2 separate regions of the Homo sapiens genome follow, and region 1 is linked to region 2. A link is a loop called in an ENCODE intact Hi-C map of the cell type or tissue named here. Cell type or tissue: A673. All regions are shown on one strand. Each heading gives the region's core, and the rest is flanking DNA. Links, peaks and the distances in the headings are about the cores only.

What was found. A loop is a pair of places that touch in the nucleus more often than their neighbours do. Peaks named below come from ENCODE experiments on the same cell type or tissue, not always from the same donor. Only the 100,000 strongest peaks of a DNase experiment are listed, where the experiment ranks them.
Region 1: it touches region 2 in a loop (5-fold over the local background); 5 of 110 quality-filtered maps call a loop at or near these places.

What each region holds. Positions count from the first base shown.
Region 1 is chr21:17,385,418-17,388,342 of GRCh38, forward strand. No RefSeq gene overlaps it. Among named protein-coding and RNA genes, the nearest start is that of LINC01549, 52 kb to the right of the region's middle. In A673, for the core only: a CTCF peak has its summit at 1,797 (motif pointing right); a DNase peak (open chromatin) is centred at 1,824.
Region 2 is chr21:17,901,697-17,904,621 of GRCh38, forward strand. No RefSeq gene overlaps it. Among named protein-coding and RNA genes, the nearest start is that of LINC03147, 18 kb to the left of the region's middle. RefSeq lists an enhancer at 1,548-2,106. In A673, for the core only: a CTCF peak has its summit at 1,531 (motif pointing left); a DNase peak (open chromatin) is centred at 1,505.

The DNA.
Region 1 (2,925 bases), core at 241-2,740, 520 kb before region 2:
TTGCAAATTGTGCTGTTATAAATGTGTGTGTGCAAGTATCCTTTTCATAGAATGACTTCTTTTCCTCTGGGTAGATATAGGGTTGCACTTTAACCATACCAGTCCGGGTAGTCGACACAGAGGAAGCCAAGGGATGGGAAGAGAAGGCATAATTCTGTTGTGCCTGGTACCAGTCCTGCCCCACTCCAGTTACACGGCCCAATAAGTCTGCTTTTTGTTTAAATAAGACTGAGTTGAATTTCCTCATTTACAACCAAAAGAATTCATAGGATATAGATTTTCTTTTGATATAAGCTAAGTGTCCAAGCTGTTCTGGGCATAGCTATTCCTCATCTGTTACATTTGCAAACTACCTTCAAGAATGATGGCTTGTGACTCATGATTATAAGAAATAACTAGGAACAGATGTAATTCCTAAATTACTTCTTACATGTTGGAAAATTCATTTTTCTATTACATTAGTTATTATCTAAGTAAAGCTAATACATTGTCTTTTAGGGTTACTTGCTGATCAATTGAGTGAAAAAAATTGTATTAATTAGAAATTTTTATTCCCACTCTTCTGGCTTCCTGTAAGTAGATACCTATTGACTTCTCTGTAAGTGAATATACTTCTGGAACTAGGAAAACCCAACTCCAGTCTACTGTGGAGTACAGACATTTGTGAGCTAAATTCATATTTGAAATGACATGCGGATAGGTTTATGATCCTAAAATTCTACCAAGTTTATATGTTTCTACATACTACACTTATCTGTAAAAGTGTAAACCAATTGTTTTTAACTCACGTTAAAGATAAGTTGAGATCATTTTGCATTTTCAAACATTAGGGTCTCTATTAACTGCATTGTCAGTTAAAAAGGTCCTCCTCTATTCATTACTAATCAGCCTTGGAGAATAGATGGCTGGCAATTTCAAAGACAAGGTGAAGTGAACACTTGGAGAAATCTTCTTAGTGAAAAATGATTCATTGTTTTGAGAGGCAATAATGTCACAGTCCTCTGAGACAAAAAGAGAATCCTTACTACAAGAACAAATAGTAATTAGCAAATTTGCAAAGCATGGTCGTTATCCTTTTGTTACAGCAATTTATTTTTAGTCCAAGCGACAGTTTATTAGAGCGTTCATTTTAGGAAGCTAGGATAAATTAAGACAGCAAAGCAACTTTACCAGTTCAGCTCTACAGCCCAACCTTGATATGCTTCTTCCTCCTGGAGGCCTTACCTGTTCCCTTGGGATCAAGTAAGAGGCTTTGTGAAGGTTCCCACAGCATCCTAATCCCCAACCCCCATCATTATTCTCTGAACCACACCACACTGGTTCACTTTTCTGAAAGCCTCCTTGCCTCTCTTCAACCCCTCCTCACAGTGCAGTGTTTTGCACTGTTTGTGTTTTAAATATTTGTTTATGAGATGGACAAGAAAGTTGGAAGATGCTGCATTACAGTCAATGTAATTCACTAAATAAGGGCCACCTTATGTTTTTAAGTTGCTTGCATGGCGCTGATGCAATCTGCTTTGAGAAAATGTTATGCTTCATTGAGCTTTTTTTAATGTAATATGGAAAGGTTTTGTTTCTCCTATATGAAAAAAAAAACTACCCAATGCTGCTGAATTTGGCATTAAAAGTCATTGGTGGCGTTCTTTCATTCAAAAAAACTTCAAAAACAAAGCCATAGCGAAGGGTTTAATAGTATTGATAAAGTAAAGAACAAGTACCTTTTAAACACTGTCTCAAGGTAAAGGAAGGCACTTTGTGTTAGTTTTTTTCTGCTATTAAATTATATCAACAGCTACCACTAGAGGGCGCTTGGCCTCTTTTTATTTTTAGTAAACCAACTGCTGCTTTGAAATGGCACCTACTGCCTTCACATATTACTGTATCCATAAGCTGGTATTTCCATTCTTCACTGTATGTGCGAGTTACTTTATTCTTAAATGTTATATTACTCCTCACATATTTCATCTCTATAAGCCAATGATTTCGTTCATGTTTATTGAATACTAGAAAATTATAACTTTCCTCGATGGTGGTTAATTTGAAATGTATTCTTCTCCCCACTGACATACTAAGAAAAAAAAAGTTTCAATGTCAAAACGTAATAAGTTTCTACATTCAAAAAATAGATGAGAATTATTGTATATTCCTAAAAAATTAAGAGAAAAAACATTTAGCAACTATCTTTAACTTAATTACTGATGAGGTACCCAAATTTTGTCAGTGTATGGCACAGTTAGTGTCTCAGTAACTTTTTTCGCATGCTCCAAAAAAAAAAAAGTTCTGTTTATTACATAGTTAGGTTTATGCAACTTAAGAAGTATTTACATTCTAACAACTTACTCGCTGTTTGAAAAAATTACACACATAAACAAATGGGAAAAAAAATTTTTTTTTTTGAGACAGGGTCTCACTGTGTCACCCAGGCTGGACCTAGGCTCCAGTGACCCAAGCTCACTGCAGCCTCGACCTACTGGGCTCAAGTGACCCTCCCACTTCAGCCTCCCAAGTAGCTGGGACTACAGGTGCACACCACCACTCCCTGCTAATTTTTTTTTTTTTTAATTGTAGAGACAATGTCTCATTATGTTGCCCAAGTTGGTCTCAAACTCCTGGGCTCAAGCCGTCCTCCCATCTTGGCCTCCTAAAGTGATGGGATTACAGGCATGAGCCACTGTTCCTGGCCTATTTCATTATCTCACACTGACTATATTAGTTACCCATTGCTTCATAACAAATTACCCCCAACATTTAGTGGCTTAAACAACAAGTCGTTATTATCTCATAGTTTCTGTGGGTCAGGGATGCCAGAGGAGCTTATCTGGATGGCTGTCGCTCAGGATCCCTAATGAGGTTGCCTTCATGATGGTGGCCGGGGATGCAGTCACCAGAAAGGTTACCTGAGGCTGGAGGACCCACTTCTAAGAT
Region 2 (2,925 bases), core at 94-2,593:
TCCTGCCTCCCTTCTGCCATGAGCTCCTCATTTTCTCAGTAGATGCAATTTCGAACAGCAATAACAACATTGTAGTTTTTTACAACAAGCATAAATGATTGTACTTTTGGGCAGCGGAATTTTATGTAAAATGAGGAAATGGGTGGTTTCCAGCCTGCTTGCCTCTTGGTGGTGACTCGCAGCTTTCAGCATTTAGAATCTCTTGCTACTCATTGCTTTCAGGATGCCACAGATTCTCTTTTGTCTGGAGAAATGTATGTGATAACCTGGCACTCACGCCTTGGTGTCTAGGTAGGTATATTAACCTACCAAGGATGTATGCATTTTAGAGACGTTATCTGGAAAGATCAATTCATGACTCAGAGCATGTTTTTCCAAGTGCGGCATTTCTAGGATACAGCATCTGGACAGGGAAAATGTTTCTGAGCAGTGGAGTAGTTAATTTTTTTTTGTTTTTTTTTTTTGTTTTTTTGTTTTGTTTTGTTTTGTTTTTTTTTTGAGGCGGAGTCTCGCTCTGTCTCCCAGGCTGGAGCGCAGTGGCGCGATCTCGGCTCACTGCAAGCTCCGCCTCCCGGGTTCACGCCATTCTCCTGCCTCAGCCTCCGGAGTAGCTGGGACTACAGGCGCCCGCCACCACGCCCGGCTAATTTTTTGTATTTTTAGTAGAGACGGGGTTTCACCGTGTCAGCCGGGATGGTCTCAATCTCCTGACCTCGTGATCCGCCCGCCTCGGCCTCCCAAAGTGCTGGGATTAAAGGCGTGAGCCACCGCGCCCAGCCTGGAGTGTTTAATTTTATGTGTCAACTTGTCTGGGCTGTAGTACTCAGTTACGTAACCAAACACCAATCCAGGTGTCACTGTGAAGGTATTTCGTAGATGCAATTAACATCTACGGTCGGTTGATTTTAAGTAAAAGATACTAACTTTCATAATGTGGGTGGGCCTCATCCCAACAGATGAAGTCCTTCAGAGCAAAAAACAGGTTTCACTGAAAAGAAAATCTGCCTGAAGACCATAGCATCCTCTCCTGACTGCATTTCCAGCCTGCTTGTCTGTCTCTACAAGTTTCAGACTTGCCAGCCCGCATAATTTCATGAGCCAATTCCTTAGAATAAATCTTTTAATGTACACACTCACACACACACATCCAAATGCTTCTATGTCTCTGGAGAATCCTGACTGATATATAAACAACTGCACAGGCAGGCAGTTGTTTTTGTATTCCTCGAATCATGCCTCACTGTGGTCATTACTAGCACAATGCTTTGAATATGAGAAGTGTTTAAATAATATATATTAAACGGATCAATGAGTAACTAACTGGAGATTAACCTAATATGAAAGTTAGTATTGAGGCTTTAAAGTAAAAAATAAATTTTAGCCTTGTGATCATATTTCTCCATAATATTGAAAGCCTTTATTGGGACTCGAATGGTTTCCTGTTTATCATCAAGTAATGATGGAGGTTTGCTCTTAATTCTGTATTGAGTAAATACATGTCCCATATAAAATTTTTTGCTGCCCTCTGGTGGATATAGTTCAATAAATAAACATTATACAATTATATATCAAATTCCATATATTAAGCAGTTTCTCATTTGTGTATGTTCCCAAAGTTGCTTTCTCAGTTTAGAAATTGGAATGCATTTTTCACATCAGAAGAGAGGTTAGTATCTCAGATCTGCTTGTAAATCCCTATTATAATAAATGGTACTTAAAATATGGCACAAAAAATAGTGTAGAGCCTAACAAGTAGGTAGTTGCAATGATTTCATGAGGAAATCCATTGAAAGTGATCACTTGGGAACACAGTTAGCCATCTTCCCTGCTGTGGCCTTGATTACTGAGGAAGGCGAAGTGGAATTTCCTGGATCCCATCCCTGGGGGTGCTTCTATGGCCTGCCATGGGGTGTGTGTATTGGGAGGTGGGGGTGGGAGGATGGTGAAGGACAGAATCGAAAGCTTTCCAGGAATGGGGTGAGGCTTGGGGGTGTAGTGAAAGGGAATGAGGCAGAGCATAGCCCGGAGGAACAGAAGTAGCTGAGTTCTAAAGAAATGAAAGATCTGGAAATAAAATACATATGGGACTGAAGGGACAAGAGTGACACTAAAGACAGGCAGAGAGGAGTGAAGAACAGTGGTAAAGAGTGTCCTGTGCCCGCTCACAAGAGCCAATTGTTAAATTTTCAAGAATTTTGTGAGCCACTTATTAAACACAGACATTATTAAAAACTAAGTCAAGGCCGGCCAAAGTGCCTCACACCTGTAATCCCAGAGCTTTGGAAGGCCAAAGTGGGATGATTGCCTGAGGTCAGGAGTTTGAGACCAGCCTGGACAACATAGTGAGGCCCCCGTCTCTACAAAAAATAAAACGAAAAATAAATTAGCTGGGCATGGTAGTGCACGCCTGCAGTCTCAGCTGCTTGGGAAGCTGAGGTGGGAGGATCACGTGAGCCCAGGAGTTCAGGCTGCAGTGAGCTATGATTGCACCACTACACTCCAGCCTGGGCAAAAGAGCAAGGCCCTGTCTCGAAAAAATTAGTCGTATAAACTTACAATGAAGTAAACTGTCTTTAAAACTAAACTAATATGTACTCAAGACTCACCGCTTCCTAAGTATTTTACTATTTAGTAAAGTCACCTTTTGAGATGATTTACGTTTTGCATTCATATGGTGGGAATATTCCACAATGATGTGTTGTCCAGCATCTCTCCCCAGCTCTGCATTCCGAGATATCAGTAACTTCTTGTTGGTTACAGTGTGAATACTTTTGCCAAGAAAACTGAAAAATGCTACAAATCAAATCAGCTCTCCTCTATCCCCAAGAGCTGAATGTTAAACAGTTGCCAGCATTCCACTGGGTAAGGACATCTCTTCAGTAACAAAAGAAGGTTTTCTTTCTTTTTTAAAAAATAGTTTCACTA